Linked DNA regions of Homo sapiens: region 2 is linked to region 1. Evidence: chromatin loops called from intact Hi-C (ENCODE). Cell type or tissue: Caco-2. All regions are shown on one strand. Each heading gives the region's core, and the rest is flanking DNA. Links, peaks and the distances in the headings are about the cores only. Region 1 has its middle 58 kb from the start of EPHA6. Region 2 has its middle 110 kb from the start of EPHA6.

What was found. A loop is a pair of places that touch in the nucleus more often than their neighbours do. Peaks named below come from ENCODE experiments on the same cell type or tissue, not always from the same donor. Only the 100,000 strongest peaks of a DNase experiment are listed, where the experiment ranks them.
Region 2: a loop joins it to region 1, with 3 times the contacts of the local background. A loop is called at or near these places in 3 of 110 quality-filtered maps.

Annotation. Positions count from the first base shown.
Region 1 is chr3:96,752,217-96,761,417 of GRCh38, forward strand. It overlaps the pseudogene RCC2P5. Among named protein-coding and RNA genes, the nearest start is that of EPHA6, 58 kb to the right of the region's middle. In Caco-2, for the core only: no CTCF peak of the experiment used is centred there; DNase peaks (open chromatin) are centred at 3,647 and 4,545.
Region 2 is chr3:96,699,936-96,709,136 of GRCh38, forward strand. No RefSeq gene overlaps it. Among named protein-coding and RNA genes, the nearest start is that of EPHA6, 110 kb to the right of the region's middle. In Caco-2, for the core only: a CTCF peak has its summit at 1,105 (motif pointing left); no DNase peak of the experiment used is centred there.

The DNA of each region.
Region 1 (9,201 bases), core at 371-8,370:
CAGTTGATTATGCTGAAAATATGTGTAGTAAACACCTAAACAAGATAGCAGTAGACTTTTTCACCAAAAGGTTAATGACAATCTTGTTCAAACTCTATATATATTATATAAATGTAAACCACTATTTAGCTATAAAACCAGCAGTACATCTGGATATATATGTAAAGACATAGAGAGTAGAAATTTTCATACTGACAAAAATTGCAAAGTGAATGTCCTTCAATAAGAGAATGGTTAAATAAACAACGACTTATCTCAAAAATGCAACATTATTAAGCCATTTAAAAGAATGATTATTCCAAATGATTTAAAGTAATTCCATCAGGTGTTATTGAGTGAAAATAGAAAGATACAGGTTAAAGTGTGAAATATTATCTTCATGTTTTAAAAAAATCAAAACACGACCAAAACATTCCACATATATATATACCATATAAACACATACAAACATGTAGAGAGTTACATAACTCAAAAGAAGAAAAGGAAGGAACAAACCTTCGTTCTTTAGCATGGATTAGAGCTTGGTCATGGGATGGGGAGAAGTTAAGGAGGGAAGGACAGGGGTTTTTATTGGAGTAGGTGGAAGATGTTAGGGGTGGTAAAAAAAAATTTAAGGGGAAAAAAGAAATAGAGATACAGAAAATACAAAAATAAAAGAAAGATGACATCAAAACATAAAGCAGCATGTATATAATTCCCTTCATGTAATTTGCAAGCATTGAACATAAAAGATATAGTTTCTTCATAGCATAAGTATATGTAGGTAAATATTGTGAGAAGTTTCCTAAGTGATGACTATGTGCTTTTGGGATGGAACATGATAGAGCATGATCAGATCATTGCTGTTTGTTTTTACTCTTATTTTCATTGTCAGCCTTTAGTGTTATTTGACATTTTAAATTACATGTATTCTTTTGAGAAAATTAATACAAAATAGTTTAGATTTCTCCCTCCAGCCATGACCATATCCAGGAAGAAGGCGGGGGCTGCCGTCTGTCAGAAGCCTCCCTAGGGCAACGGCTCTGCCTTGCTGGGCCCAGGAAATGAAGCAGGCACTTCCAGCAAGAGGCACACGCGGCGGAAGCACTGCAACAGCAGCAGCGGCAAGGACAGCAGCAACGACCTTGAGGACGGTCTGGAGCTCCACTGGGCCCCCAGTGGAGACGGGATCAGGCATGCAGCAGCAGGCAAGGGCGGGCAGCGTGGCTGTGGTCATCACTCAGCCTAAGTACACCAAGGAACACATCAAACTTGAAGGGTCGAAGTACAATGGGCAACTTTTGATTTGAAGGGCAGTCAACTGGGACTTGACTGGTTGAAAGGAAGTGCCTAAACAGCAAAAGCTGCTTACGGCAATCTCAGTCAGAATTTGTGAGGGGCCTCAGATATGTGGGTACCTGGTAGTGCCCAGGTGTGGGCAGTGGTTTCTGGTTAGTGTGCTGCTCACAGCCTCCTCATCACCATAGAAGGGAAGCTGTGGAGCTGCTGTGGACAAGAGAAGGGGCATCTGGGACATGACAACACCAAGAGAGAGGAAGCTCCCAGACTCATCAAAGGTCTTAGCCATGAAGTGATCCTGCCGGCAGCATGTGGGCAGAACCACACACTGACCTTGACAGAAACCAGCTCCTTGTTCACATTTGGGGAGAACAAGATGGCATAGCTGGGTCGTGGTAACCAGACAGATGCTGTCCACAGCTTGGCACAGACAAGGTATAAAGGCCAGCCCATTACCAAAATGACCTGTGGAGTTGAATTCAGTGTGATAATGGACTGCAAAGGAAACCTCTTTTCCTTTGGGTGCCCTGAATATGGTCAGCTGGGAAACAATTGGATGGGAAGTTCATCACCCCGATGCAGCCATTAGAATATTACTGAAAACTGGTGCCCCTGCGATTGGCTGTCTTCATCCAGAAAACAAAAGATGGACAGATTCTGCCTGTACCAAATGGTTGAATGAGACACAGCCTGTGGCACTAACTACACGCTGGTTTTGGACTCCCAGAAGCAAGTCTTCTCAGGGCTTCATTGGCTATGGCTGGCTGGGCCACGTGGAGCAGAAAGTTGAGACTGTTCCCCCTCGCCAGGTGAAGCTGTTTGACTTCCCTGGGCGTGGGGTGCCCCCAGATCTATGCTGGTTATGATGGTTACACGTGCTCTTTGCTGGCAGTGAAGTGGGTGGTCTGTTTATCTGAGGGGCCACCAACACCTCCTGTGAGTCTACCATGTACCCCAAAGCAGGGCAGAACCTCTGTGGCTGGAGAATCTGGAGCCTGGCTTGTGAGAAGAGCAACATCATTGCATAAGAGCATCACCAGCTGGGGCCCCGTTGCCAACATTCAGGCAACTGGCCTGCAGGGACCAGAAACCAAACTCTTTATAGTTCCCTGTCCAGCCAGAGCCTTGTCACAGCAGTTGCCAGTTAGAGATTTGCCAGCTGTCAAGTGCATTCTCTGGTCCTTACAAGAAGGATCAGCACTTTATGCATCAGTCTTTATTGCCTTTAGGCTTCAGTCTCTCTTTCCCGCAACCCAGACACTGACTAGTACTGGCCGTCCTGTTTCTGAAACTGGGAGTAGTGCTCTTCACTCAGCTCTCTTTGGTCTCCTTTGCTTGGCTCTGGTACCAAATAGTTGGGATTACTGAAGAGTCCCTTTCCTCACTTGTCAGCACTGATGCTGTGACCACTACCTGTATCCCAGTCAAGTGCCCTGTGCTGGAGCTTGGCACAGTGCATGCTGTGCAGCATTAGTTACAAGGTGCCCTTCCCGGAACCCTCCACTCACTTGAGCTCAAGAGAGGAAACACCTCTGGCTGGAGGGTCCTTGTTTCCAGAGAATTTGGGTTGCTTTGGTTGCTTTAAGGTAATTAATTCAGTGGTGCTTTTGGGGGAGATGAGAATAGAACTTAAGTGTGAGACTTGGGTGGATGGGCAAGTTAAATATTGGTCTTTTCAAGTTATTTATTGCTTTTTTGTTACCACTTGTCATTGTCTTCATGTTAAAATACCAAAAATGACTTGGCTGTTGCTTTTTTCTCTATTTTCCACCCAGTCCCTCCTTATGGTGACTTCTTCCCTTGCAGGGGACTTAGCAGTATCTGTCTGGGCCAGTCCCAAGGCCTTGTGGCAGGAAACCAGCCTGCATCTCTCTAAGACTTAATCTGACTATGTACTCATCTCTACTGTCCTATGTTCAATCAGGAGTCATGGGAGAAGCTTCTGCAACTTCAGAGCTTTGCTAAACTAACCTAATTTGTCCAAATCACCACAAAAGCACCATCTCCGACTCAAGCTTCCATGTGAAGGCCTAATTGGCTTCCCCGAACATATCTCTTTCCTGGAACGTGGCTCAGGGATCTGTGTTTCTTGTACCCTGGAGGTCTCCTTTGTTGTGTAGTCACCAAGAAGGTTGAGAAGGCAGCACCAAGCACCCTGCCTTTGCAGGAGATGCCCTGGGCGGGGCTGGGCTTAGAGCTTCCAGTGGACTCATGGAAAGCTGGCAGCTAGCCTTTTCTATAACCCTTGCCAAGGACTGGAGCAGGAAAAGGATCTTTCAAGTGAAGACTGGCTCGCCCCTGCCCCATTCCTTTTGGCTGATATTTCAAAACAACTTCCTGATGTGTTAAATCCTTTAGAACAAGGAGTTGGGGTAGGGGGAGGGGTGGCATGCACTCTTAAAGAAAGGTATACAGTGGCTCTGCTGGGAATATGGCATGGTGCTGACCCCACGAGCATTTGACTGATCTTCTAGTCAGGAAAGAGAATTTGAAAGAGGCTTAGAGTGAAGGGGAATTGAAGACAGGGTTGTGATTTGGTCTAAGGTGCCAGGTTTAATGCTGTAATTTTCATATATATTTTTTTTTTCTTGGAGTAAACTTTTGAATAAACATTGTTTAAAAAAACAAAAATAGTTTAAAAGGAAAATCAAATACTCTTCATGTGGGCCCTATGTCGTATTTTAACGTCCTTTCTCTTTTTGTGTGTCTGTGACTACACAAAAACACAAACTGAAAAAGAAATTAACAAAAAAATTAAGTTCATGAGAGTAAGATTATTTGTTTTTCCCTTTTTAATTACATTGAAAAGTAAAATACTTACACACATATTTTCGTAGAAAACATGTAATAAGCCCAGCTCTTTTCTCACTCCAAAATATTTTCCCAACAACAAACAAAACTACACTTTTTACATCACTTCTGTTTATTCTGAACAATTTATACCTTACCACTCAGCTGTCTCACATGCCATGCCATTTCCTCCTTCAAGTTTTCTTAGCTCTTCCAAATACATAATAAATTGATTTTCTTAAAAATCTAAACTCTCATATAAAGTTACTTACACCTATGCTTAGAATTCAAAATATTGTTTTGTACAACAGTTTGGTCTTTATTTCCTTGCCTAACACTTTCTCTTTGTCCCTGTGGTTTCATTGATCTCTGGACTGAAACTTTCCATCAGCGATCTCCCTCATGGGGAGTGCTGGCAGATAAGGAAAGAAAAGAAAGCAAAGTAAGGTATTTATCCTCCTAGTTTCTGCCCTGTGAGGTCATCTCAGGCTGGCTGTCTTCTCTGACCTGAGGTCACTGCTGCTGTCCAGACAGGCCCCTCCATAAGCCTCTACCAAAACTTACTGTAGTTGCTTCCTTTATTCCTCATTGTAATCTTGAGCTACTCACTCTGAGATTCCCCTATATTAGCCCACTACTTTCTAATAAGCAGCTTTGTGAATTAAACATTAGTTTATCCTAATTTGAGTGTGCCATCTCCTTCTTGTATCCCAAGTGATATGCTTATGTAGGAAATTGTCATTTTTATAATAACACAGACCATATCTTGTGCCTCTCCTCATCTTTGTATCTAGAGCGGAGTCCCTTCAATGTAGTAGATGCTTAATCAATATGTAAACAATTGCATTGGATAACAACTTGAGATCAAAGTATTACTGGGAATGCCATGCATTAAATGTAATTTTAAGAGAGCTACTGATTTAGTCTTCATTTAAGCAACTGTGCAAACATGTGAAGAGTTTATTTTGACAATGCAATGCCACAAAACTGACAAAATAAGGCAAAGCTACCTGACACTTTAAAGAGTTCCTTTCGTAACAATACAAACACAAACTATTGAAATATTGTTTCTTAATACATTATCTTTTCCAGCTTTTTAGAGGTATAATTAACAAATAATTATATAAATTTAAGGTGTAAAATGTGATGTTTTGAAATGTATATACATTATGAAATGATTACCACCAGAAAGCCAATTAACACATCCTTCACCTCACATTGTTAACTCCATGTGTGTATGATGAGAATACTTGACATCTATTATCTTTGTAAATTCCAAGTACACATTATTAACTAAAGGCACCATGCTATATATTAGGTCTCCAGAACTTATTTTATGACCAAAAGTTTGTTCCCTTTGAATAACATCTTCCCATTCTACCACCCCCACCTCCAACCCAAAACCCCCAGCCCCTTATATTCACCCTTCTACTCTCTGTTTCTATTAAGATGACTTTTTTAGACTCCACATATAAGTGATTTCAGGTGGTATTTGTCTTTCTGTGTCTGGCTTTTTTCACTTAGCATAACATCTTCCAGCTTCATTCATATAATCCCAAGTGGTAGGATTTTCTTCTTTTTGAAGGCTGCAGAATATTCCATTGTGTGTATATACCATTTTTTCTTTATCCACTTATCCACTGATGAACACTTAGATTGATTCCACACCTTGGCCACTGTGAATAATGCTGCAATGAACATGGGAGTGAAATCATCTCTTAACATACTGATTTCATATCCTTTTGATATGTACCCCATAGTGGGATTGCTTAGATCATATATATGGTGTTTCTATTTTTAGTTTTTTGAAGGACCTCCATGATACTTTCCATAATGGCTGTATTAATTTACATTCCCACCAACATGTATAAGCGTTCCCTTTTCTCCTCATCCTCACCAACACTTATTTTTCATTGCACTGATAATAGCCATCCTTACATATGTCAGCTGATATCTCATTGTGATTTTAATTTGTACTTCAATGATAATTAGTGATGTTGAGTAGCTTTTCATATGCCTACTGGTCCTCTGTATGTTTTCATTAGAAAAATTTCTTTTGGAGTCATTTGCACATTATTTAATTGGGTTTTTTAGGTATTTGCTGTTGAGTTGTATGAGTTTCCTACATATTTTGATGAACCTTTATGAGATAAATTATTTGAAAATATTTCATCCCATTCCATAGACTGCCTTTTCATTTTCTTAAGTTGTTTCTTTTATTGGGCAGAAAATTTTTAGTTTGATATAGTTTCATTGGTTTTAGTTTTGTTGCTTGTGCTTTTGGTGTCATGTCCAAAAAATCATTATTTTAAATGGCTTAAATTAAGTGAAAAATATTTTACTCAATAATACAGAAAATATTATTTATTCTGAAATAAAGTATTTAAAAGTGAAATGAATTAATGCAGAAAATAGTTTCATTTTTCATAACATGTTGAAATCTTAAATATAGAAATCACTATCTGGCATTTCCACTTTACTAAATTTTCCTCTACATTTTCAATTGATGCTTCTGAAAGACACTTTTGATAATACAAGTCCCTCTAGTGGCATCTGATATGAACATTGTAATACATATAAAAAGTGTTTTTTTTTTAGTGCTTAGAAAACATGTTAAGACAGTTACAAATTTATTAAATTTAGAAATGATAGTACCATCAGTCATTAATTTGTTGTAATATTTATTCACTATGATATGTAACATATATTTATTGTCTTAAATTAATTTTAAAATTGATAAATAAGAATATTGCATTTTCTTACTTAAAAGGGATAGTTCGATAGAGGGAAATGTACTTATTGAGCACCTAGTCTGTGCTATGTGCTATATCTATTAACTCATTAAATTTGATCAACAACCAGGTTATAGAGCAGATTTTGTCACTTCCACTTTAAAGAAAATAAAACTCAGAAAACAATAAAACTCTATAAGTCATCTGTCTAATTAGTGACAGAGCAAAGAGCTCATGTGCAGATTTGTCTAAGCCATTTTTTACTCCACATTTCACTTAAAATATAACTGTTTAAAAATGAAAAGAAAGACTGGCATATAACCAGAAAAATTTGACAGCTAATTCTAAACTGACAAGTAGAAGGGCAATACTAAGCTGTAAGAAGGTGAATCGTTCAAAAAGAGGTTTTTAAATCTCAGGAATTTTGATGTACCTAAATTAGCTCTCTCTCACTCTCTCACACATTTTTCTTCTTAACCAAACTATATCTTACTGAAAGGTAAATGGATAAGTATTTTGTTTCATTTTAAATGAAATTTTGAATTTGATCAGCTAGTTTACTGTACTTATATTATTCACACTCTGATTTCAGTTGAAATGATATAAGTGATACCTCATGGTAAGCAATATCACTCCATGTCCAGATGCAAATACAATATACAAAATTTGTTTAATAGGACATTTCTTATCACAATCTTGATTTTTAGTTTAAGAAGCCAACAAAAAGAAGTATCGTTGCATGGGAGATGTGAAATACCAATTTTGAAAATTTTCCCCCAATTTTCCTAAAACGAAGTACAAAATATCAAATTGTTTACAATTCTGCTTTATATTTTATTTAAGGTGTAACCTCTGAATTATTATTTATTATTCACATTACTAGGTCTGAGTAATATTTTAGTATCATGTCCTTTTAAAAGTAGATTTATCCTGGCTAACGTGGTGAAACCCCGTCTGTACTAAAAATACAAAAAAATTAGCCGGGCATGGTGGCAGGCGCCTGTAGTCCCAGCTACTCCGGAGGCTGAGGCAGGAGAATGGTGTGAACCTGGGAGGCGGAGCTTGCAGTGAGCCAAGATCGCGCCACTGCACTCCAGCCTGGGCGACAGAGCGAGACTCTGTCTCAAAAAAAAAAAAAAAAAAGGGTAGATTTAACATTTGCTCATTAACAATGTGCCCCAAAACTGACAGTCCTTGAAGCAATGAAAAAATAATATATTCATAGTATTGCTTATTTTTAACATTTTCATAGTATCACTTATTTTAAAACTATCCTTGTGATGCCAGATCTTTCTCTGTGCTGGGAAGTAAAATCTCTGTAAAGCAAAAATAAAATTCTAAACCCTCAATTCACTAAATGGACCCTCTTATCAGCCAAGGGAGCCCAACTAAACCTGAGAAAGCACTTCTGACCATGAGGTGAAGGAGGTATCAGACATGCTCATAAACTCTCCTCCCTTTGGGAGTTTGGGCGCATAACTAACCAGCATTAACTTTAAAACAGAGATCCTACGACTGGTAGAACAGACTCTTTGTAGCAATAAGATACTAAATTCCAACCTGGCTATAGAATAGCATCAAATGACAGACAGCAGGGCCCTTAAGGAATTCAAAATATTTTACCACAAAATATGTTTCTTTGACATATTTTAAAATGATTCTGCAAAGTTGACTCTTGTGGGGGAAATTTACATTCTACAGAATCCCTTTCCTTTCCAGGTCTCTTTCTGATCCTGAAAAGATTGGCTGAGAGTCTAGCACATTTTAAAGTCTTAATAGGAAACATTTGCTATCTATTGCCCCTGGGGGTGACCATCTATGAGACTTCATCAAAATAATAAGAACTTTGGTCTCCACAACCCCTTATCTTAACCTAGACACTCCTTTCTATTGATTCCAGGTCTTTAGGTAATAACTTAACTTTTTCATCCAATTGCCAACCACAAAAGCTTTGAATCCACTTAAGACCTCTAAGCCTCTATTTGGAGTTGTCCTGCCTTTCTGGACCAAACCAATGTATACTTCACATGTACTGATTGATGTTTTATGTCTCGCTAAAACATATAAAAGCAAGCTATAATCCAACCACGTTGGGCACATGTTCTCAGAACCTCCTGAGGCTGTGCCACAGGTTATGATTCATAACCCTGGCAAAACACAATTCTAAACTGATTGAGACTTGTCTCAGACACTTTTTGGTTTACATCACAAATAAGATCTGGAGTTAGCTGCCGCTCACAGAAACATTCTCAGTCTATGGGAATAGGTCTGGGGTACATTGTCCCTGGATGTGGCAGATGTTTAAAGCTGACCATTTTCCTTTTATTTATACGACTACTACATATGAAGTGTGCTTGATCTGGTATACATCTTCGCTGGCTGTTTGCAAACAATCCCTTTG
Region 2 (9,201 bases), core at 518-8,517, 52 kb before region 1:
TGAGGCAGAATTTGGCCAGGGCACTCAGAGGAGAGCTGGGGCCACCGAGCTGCCCAACGCCAGCAGAAAACCCTATCCCTTCTGACTCCCCATCTGCTGAGAGCTACTGCCACTCAATAAAACTTTGCACTCATTCTCCAAGCCCACGTGTGAACTGATCCTTCTGGTACAACAAGGCAAGAACCTGAGATACAGAAAGCCCTTTGTCCTTGTGACAAGGTAGAGGGTCTAATTGAGCTGGTTAACACAAGCTGCCTATAGACAGCAAACTAAGAGAGCACCCTGTAGCACATGTCCACTGGGGCTTCAGGAGCTGTAAACATTCCCCCTAGACACTGCTGTGGAGTTGGAGCCCCACAGCCTGCCTGTCTTTATGCTCCCCTAGAGGTTTAAGCATCAGGGCACTGAAGATGCAAGTCACACCCCCATAGCATGCCCTGCAAGGGGGACAAGGGAACTTAACCCATTTCAACTGGGGGCTCATCAGGGATCCTGGAAGGTGAATGTGAACAAATGTGAAACTGTCGGGTCTGTCTCTCTTCTGAAACCCTGCCACCTCTTTCTCTTTCCTGCGGGTAAGAGCTTCTGTTTCCCTTCAAAAGCTCTGTCTTAACCTGCCAGTAAAAACCCCCAGACTGTCTCTTTTCTCTCTCACACACAGTTCAAAATGGCTCTTATCTCTTCCTTCATAATGTTAAGAGTTTTGCTACAGGCTGTGGCAATGTTACTAAGTAAAATGAGCATTAGGCTCAGCTGCCAAAGGTGCAAATCAGACCAATTGTTCCTAGAGGTGCCCCTCCCAGCCCGGGCACCTGGGTGTGTCTGAGCAGGCAAAGGCCAAGCCCAACAGCCATAAGTGGGGGCAGCAGAAAGTTGCAGTTGTATCCACGACCCCACAGGGCCAAAGGATGGGCACTTCTTGCCTGTGCACCAATGAACGTTTTCATTCCCAGGCTGAGGAATTCAGTCTGGTCTGAACTGGGGAAAAGATATAAGGATTAGAAAGGCCCAGTTGCACTAAGCAAGGGATTCTTCCTCCAGAATCTTCCCCTTTTCCCCTTAAACTGTTTTTCTCTTTTTTCCTTTTCCAAGTGAGAGGGCTCCCCCTGCCCACTCTGTTTCTGATAGGGAAGTTAACAGAGGAGTGGCCCCTGCTGGCTGATAACTGCAAATTCCACAGGGCACATTTGAAACACTCTAAACAGATACAAACAGCCTCTAAAAGGCCTTTTAAGTCCCAAACTTGATTCCAAGCTTCAGACAGAGGCCTTAAAAGGAAAAACCAAGTTTGAGGGATCCAAAGCCAGGCAACAGGCCCAATGTAAATAACCAAAACCAATTCCTGCTGACTAAACCTCCCACCTCACAGAAAGAGGCCATGCTGCAAGGCATAAACTGGCCAAGAGAACTCAAAGTTTGCCAACAATAGGGAGAAATGGAGATGTAGCTGAGGGCGGTTAATTACTATTCTCCAGGTTTTCCTTGCTGCATGGGTACATACCGCACCAGTACCCATGGCCAGCACCTGCCAAGGTCACCAGGGCTCAGGGATAAGGGGTGGAGAGTGAAAGGAGGATGCCTGCTTTCTCTCTACATCACACCCTGAGTTTTCATTGAAAGAAGGAAGGGAATGAGGGACACCTCTACTCCCTGTCTTTCAGAATAGGCAACCAGTTATCTTTACCCGCCCCCCTCCCCACCCAGCGTATACTCTTTTGGAGCATATCCTGAATCACTGGGACTACTTTGACCCTCAGAATCTGGAGGAAAAATGCCTCATAGCCCTCTGCACAAAGGTTTGGCCAAATTATGATTTGCATGAGGGACTGAGTTGGCCCCAGGAAGGAACCATTCATTTTGATACCATCCGGCTGTTGGAACTTTTCTGTAGATGAGAGGACAGATGGTCTGAGGCCCCATATGTGCAGTCTTTCTATACCTTGCAAGGCAATCCAGACCTTTGCCGACAATGTAGAATTGATCCAGCCCTTCTGTTTGCCATCTCAGGGAAGGCTACAAGGGGAAAGTCCAAGGAATTAAAGATATGAGTCCCAGAGACACCCTCAGCAGAGAAGATAGCTCCCTCCAGCCCTGATCCTCTGGGTCAACCCTGACCTCCCTGTCCAGCTTCAGCCTCTTACTTCCCCCTCCTAGAAATCCTCACTCCAAATAAGCCCCAGTCTCGCTCTTCCCCCTCCAACAGATGCCTAGTGAATTTGGGCCCAGTAAGGTCCAGGTCGCCTTCTCCCTAAAGGACTTAAAACAAATTAAGGGGGACCTTGGCAAGTTCTCAGATGACCCTGATAGATATATAGACTTTCCAGAATTTCTCCCAAATATTTGAACTCTCCTTGAGAGACATTATGTTACTTTTGAATCAGACCCTGACAGACAATGAGAAACAGTCTGCTCTGCAAGCAGCACAGAGATATGGGGTTGAGGATTGTATCACATATAGCATCAGGTATGGGGACAAATATTATCCAACCAGAAGAGAAGCAGTACCAATGCATGGCCCTAAATGGGGTCCCAATGATGAAGTGGAAGACTGGAAAAGGAGACACTTTTAGTTGTTCATAATGGAGGGCTTACACAGGACTAAGACCAAGCCAAGCCTCTCAATTATACTAAGTTGTCCATCATGGACCAGGGATTTGATGAAAATCCCACTGCCTTCCTTGAAAGGCTGAGAGGACTTGGTAAAGCACAACTCTCTATCTCCTGATTCAGTCGAGGGACCACTAATCCTAAAGGATAAATTTATTACTCAGTCTTCTGCTGATATCAGGAGGAAGTTGCAGAAATGGGCCCTGGGACAAGAAAGTACATTAGAGGACTTCTTGAAAGTGGCTACCTCGGACTTTTATAATAGAGACAGGGAGGACTGGGAAAGAGAGAGGAAATACAGGTATTCCCAGTGGGCTATTAACTGTTAAAGATATGGCAAGAACAGTTATCTCTCTTCTACAGTTTATCCGCTCCCATACAAAGTTTAATTTCTTTCACCAGGGTGAAACAGCTTGGGGTACAATGTTGTCATTAGTATATTTCACTTCTTATCTCTGTAATCTTTGGCACTAAATTCTTTTTGTTGTTGTTGTTGTTTTGTTTCGATATGGAGTCTGGCTCTGTCACCTGGGCTGGAGTGCAGTGGCGCGATCTCGGCTCACTGCAAGCTCCGCCTCCCGGGTTCACACCATTCTCCTGCCTCAGCCTCTGAGTAGCTGGGACTACAGGCGCCCGCCACCATGCCTGGCTAATTTTTTGTATTTTTGGTAGAGACGGAGTTTCACCGTGTTAGTCACGATGGTCTTGATCTCCTGACCTCATGATCCCCTCGCCTCGGCCTCCCAAAGTGCTGGGGTTACAGGCGTGAGCCACCGCGCCCGGCTTTTTTTTTTTTTTTTTTTTTTTTTTTTTTTTTGTATAATACACGTTTAACTCATGCAATCTTAACCTTATAAAACTTTTTTTCTCTCACGGCCTAGAAGCCACCAAACTCCAAATGGCCAGGCCACCAGAGCTTCAGAGATGGTACCCCTTTGCTAAGAACATTTAGACGGACCTCTGAGAGGAGTCTGACTGCTGTTTTCCCCAGAACAACGACCCTTCTCAGCAGGAAGCAGCTAAGACCAGTCATCGTTCATATTCTAATGGCAGTTAGATATACCTCTTCAGAGTGGGGAATGATAGGGGAGGGCTCAGGGAATTGCTGGGTAGAGAAAGGGATAGTCCCTTGCGAGGGCTTCACCTCCATGGACCTATAAAACCCCGAGATCCTAGTGGGCAAACACAGAGGCGCCCAGACATGGAGAGGAGCACATCAGTGGAAGAAGACACAAGTGGCTAGAGGCGAGGACGTAGAGGGAGCACGCTGGTGAAAGAGCACACTTACCGCTGATGCACAGCGGCAGCCCAACAACCAGCGGTACAAGGCGGAGTTTGGCCAGGGTAGTCAGAGAAGAGCCAGAGCCACCAAGGGGCCCAACTCCAGGGGAAAACCATCTCCCTTCAGGCTCCCCCATTGTCGGAGAGCGACTTCCACTTCACTTCATAAAACTTTGCACTCATTCTCGAAGCCCATGTGTGATCCAATTCTTCCAGTACACCAAGCCAAGAACCTGGGATACATAAAGCCCTCTGTCCTTGTGACAAGGTAGAGGGTCTAATTGACTTGGTTAACACAAGCTACCTATAAACAGCAAACTAAGAGAGCACCCTGTGACACACCCCCACTGGGGCTTCAGGGGCTGTCAACATTCACCCCTAGACACTGCAGTGGGGTCACTGCCCCACAGCCTGCCCGTCTGTGTATGCTCAGCAACAGGGCACTGAAAAAGCGAGGCACACCCCCATCACATGCCCTGCGAGGCAGACAAGGGAACCTTTCCTGTTCCAAAACCACCTCTGATGTTTGCTTAAAGCCCAAGGCTCTTCCATCTGCTTTTGGTGAATCCTGCCAGGCCTTGTACAAACCCTTCAGTCCAGTGGGCTCCCCTCTGGCCCAGGGCAGCTTCCATAAATGCTGTTCAAGGGCCTTGACCTGGACTTGGGGATCCCAAGAGCCTACCTGTTGCTCTACCCACTGTGGCTGAGATTGTTCCTGATTTTTGGTTCTTGCAACAGTGTTTTTCTGTGTGCAGATAGATGTTAAAATTTGGTGCTCCAGCCATGGGGACGAATGGTATCAGCTTCTATTCTGCCATCTTGCCCCAACTGTGCTCTTTACTTCTATCACATGCTGCCCATCTAACTATAGCTCAATAACATATAGATTCAATAGATTATTTAAAAATAGATGAAAAAGAGAGTCAGCTGAAATAGATGACAGAAAGACAGACACAGAAAGAGGTGCTTGTTCAAAAATATGTGTGTGTGAAACTAGTCTAGTATAAAGCCATAATAACTTTAAACAAAGATTTTATCAACAGAAGGGGAAATTGGTAAATAAGGAAGGAGTAGAGGGTGAGGACATAGTCAGAGGAAAGATTTATAATTAGTTCTCAGAATTTCACAGTGGGGCAGATTTCATGGCTTTTAGACTCTACCTGCCATATGGCTCTTTAATGGAGCATAACACTGGGTTGTCACAAGATATTAATAAATATTTGAATTATGTAATTCCTTCTCTTAGCTCCACTTCCATTAATTCATTTATTCATTAATTTAATATTCAATGCCTATTAAGCCAGGTGCTGCTGTATGTGCTTGAAACATAGTGAAGACCTAAGCAGACAAATTGATTCTCCAAAATATTCTATTGTTCATGGAATGATTGGAAAAACTCTGTCCGTCTGCACTTGAACTCATGGCAGACATCAAATAAAAAACTTAAACATATTCATCCAGATAAAAAAGACACACTTCTGATCACATTTCTGAATCTGAGTTAAGTAGTGAGTAAGAAGCTGAGGGGTAGTACTAGAAATCATGGAAGTGTACTGAAAGCTCAAAAGAGACTGAGCTCTTACTCATACTCCCTTTGTAAATAAGGGATTATACCATAAAAGATTCTCATATTTCTCTGATGACTATTGACAAAGGGCCGATTCCCACAGAGTGGTATGAGACCAGCAAAGAGGAAATAAATGAAAGCCATCCTACAACAAACTCATTTATAATGCCCAGATATTTCTGGGGAAGGTTTTAGATACACACACACACACACACACACACACACACACACACACGCACACACAAACACGACTCATCCCATATTAAAGAGATAGTATACATCTTCTGTTAAAAGACTATTCAACTGCATATTATTCTCCAAAAGATTTGCTATATATTCTGAAGAAAATATTTTAAACCTGCAAAGAGTTTATAACAGAGCAAGAGTATAATCTTTATATGGATAAAGTTTGAACTGTTTCCTTGATTGATGCAGACACAAATCGAAAAGAAGTAAGAACAGTGGATCGGCATAAAACTCTTTGGGTTTTCACTTTAATGACAGAAAAAAAAACTAGGTGTGGTCACAATCCTGCACTGAGACTACTAACTAGGGAAAAAGAAATGAGTAGTTATGATGCCCATTTCACATCTGGCACAAGAGTAAAAACAACTTATACCCAGTGTAATTGACACTAAGCAGGCAGAAACTATACAGTGAAGCTTCTGATCTTGGAGTAGTGTGATATGAGTTTAGCCAAAATCAAAACACCAATGTTGATGGCAGCAGCATGACAGATAGTGTCCAGACCACAACTATAATCATCTCTAGTATAAATCTCTAAGGCTAGTGCTGTGGAATCATCCGGTAAGTATTTATTAAAATATTCTGGTAAGGGACACTTCAGTGACATTTTTATAGCACTCATGTAGCTAAAAAATAAAGCCGGTAATGTTTACCTAGTGCAATTTATAAATACAATTTTTATTATCTCAGAAGTTGAGAAGCCTGGCATCTAGTAAGCACAATTTGAGAAAGACCATTTTTCTAAGGAATACTTTTAATCATTGAAAATGCATACAATTTCATAAATTTGGACTGCTTATCTAAATCATCTGAACATTTTGCAAGGGAGTATCAGTTTCCTTGAGCATAAAATATTCTTCACAATGCTTCTTCACCTTCTCTTACTATAGTAACTAGAGAAGTTTTATTTTATAAGAACACTCACTTTATCTGTACCATCTCCATAAAATTATCTTGAATTGATTCCTGTCTGAGTTTATAATATGTTTTGCATTCCATGTATTTTACAGAGATTTAACAATCATAACCCCCATTCATATTTTGCACTCAATAGAACTTGCATAAACAGAATTAAAAGTTTTGCAATCTTGTTAGGTCTCAGAATCTAGATGACAGATGTTGATTTTAAAGTGAGCTTGGCTAATCTCAAAAGTAGAAATGCCTTAAACAAGATAAGTGGGTTTAGCTGCTATCACTGTTGAAATATGACCAAATATCTAACAATGATTTTAAAAACAATTTTAAAATCTGGAATAAATGATTCATTCTTATTTACGCACAACATATTTATCATTCATCTATGCATTCAAGTTTTCATGCATACATTCAATTAAAACATTTATTGAGTAAAGTACTAGGTATTTCACTATGCTCTGGGTTTAAAAAAAAAGAAAGAGGTGAATGATAGACAGCAATTGTTCTTCTGAACTTGATGTGGAAGACAAATAAACACAACACTTGGTTTAAAATCCTGTGGTGTATCATTTCATACTAACCTGGAATCACTGGAGCAAGAACAACTTGTGTTCAAATCCTGACCTAGCCATTTCTTAATTATGTAGTTAAGTTACTTGAACATCTAAACTCTAGCTCTCTCTTCCAATAAATGAGCATCCTCTGGGCCAGGCTTGGTGGCTGACGCCTGTAATCCCAATACTTCAGGAGGCTGAGGTGGGCGGATCATCTGAAGTCAGGAGTTCGAGACCAGGCTGACCAACATGGTGAAACTCCGCCTCTACTAAAAATACAAAATTAGCAGGACGTGGTGGCGCATGTCTGTAATCCCAGCTACTCAGGGGGCTGAGGCAGGAGAATTGCTTGGACCATTGCACTCCAGCCTGGGCAACAGAGTAAAAACTCTGTCTCAAAAAAAAAAAAATATATTAGCATCCTTTGCTTTTAAATAGCTATGATATCATTTAACATACAGGGTTTGAGGATTAGATGAAATATATATAGATTACAAAGACACTAGTCTAATACTTTTATGTTTTTAATAATTCATACAAAATAAGAATCCAGAAATACAGTGGCCAATTCCAATATAATGATTACTCTGATCCTCCATACTGCCATTAATTTGGAATAAAATATACAGATTTACTGCTACTTTATTGTTTTAAATTTCCATACTACAAAAAGGTAAAAGATTGGTAAGCATTTAAACTAAAATTAAAGTAGGAGCTAACCAAAAAAGTAATATATTTTATATGTGAACCATTAGACAATATGAAATAGGAAGCCCTTTTCTTATCTGAGATAGCACAAAGTATTTTTGACTAATGTTGCTCATTACTGCATATGGCTTTGGAATCTTTTCACATCACATCCCTTTTAATTTATTCTAATCTTATAATAATGCTCAAACATAGCAAGTCCCATAATTGAAAGAAAAATTAAATATGAACCCACAAAATATTTTTCCATCCTTTTATTATAAGAATAATATTAAAAATAGTCCCACTTGTATGACAGGTATTTCATTTCTTTTTTAAAAAATTGTCAACGTAAGAGGATTATATTTGAGTTTATTTCTATTTCTTCACACGTTCATTTTACACATGCTAGTTTATCATCTAAGATTTAAAATATGTTAAATCCGATGTCATGAAACTTATTCTGAAAGTTGAAAATATCTCTTATTTCAAACTATTTTTCAATGAAATTTCAATGTCTACTTTTTAAAATCATGTAAGATATATAAAATAGAAGACTCCTATAAGGGAAGTGAGATGGGAACAAGGAGATCAAGTACAGCACAGTCACCTTTCTGAGAAGAAATATAGCAGAATGTAAAGGTACATGGATACTTGTCTAGAAAGCCCTTCTGTCTCAGGAGATGGTATCTGAGAGCACATTAGAGGAGCATCACCACTGTTAAAGGAAACACACATAGTGCAAAGAGGGCTAAGATTTCCTACACATCACAAAACATTGAATTTGGTCTTAATGCGTTCATTCTGATTTAGTTGTAAGTCACCAAAACCAAGTAATTAGTGGGAGATGACAATGGAAACTCACCAATCCAAGGAAATAATGCACAAACCCAACTTCAACACCTTTCTTTTTTAGATACTCTGTTCAAAGTTTCTAATTTCCAGGGAAGAATCTGCAGGAGGTTGTAGCAGGAGTTATCTACTGGGTCATTTTGTTATAAATCAGGGGCTGGGTCACATTAACACATGTATCTGCAGGAGGAACTATGAACGTTTATCAAGGGAAGAAAAAGCAAACCCCAATAAGTTATCCTAAATGGCAGTGAAAATTGTGGTGGCCAATTAACTGACCAATTTTTCCATATTCAGACCAAAAGCAAGAATTTAAAAAGATAGTGTTTACAGAAAAAGAATATCCTTCCTATTGACCTCAGATCTGATGAATTCCAAGAAGGTATGCCTATGAGGTTCTACCTAAGTGCTGAAGTAAAGTTATAGTCAAATATTTGGTACATATATTAGGATACTGGTTAAGCTGCTTTAAACAGAGGTGATATACTAATT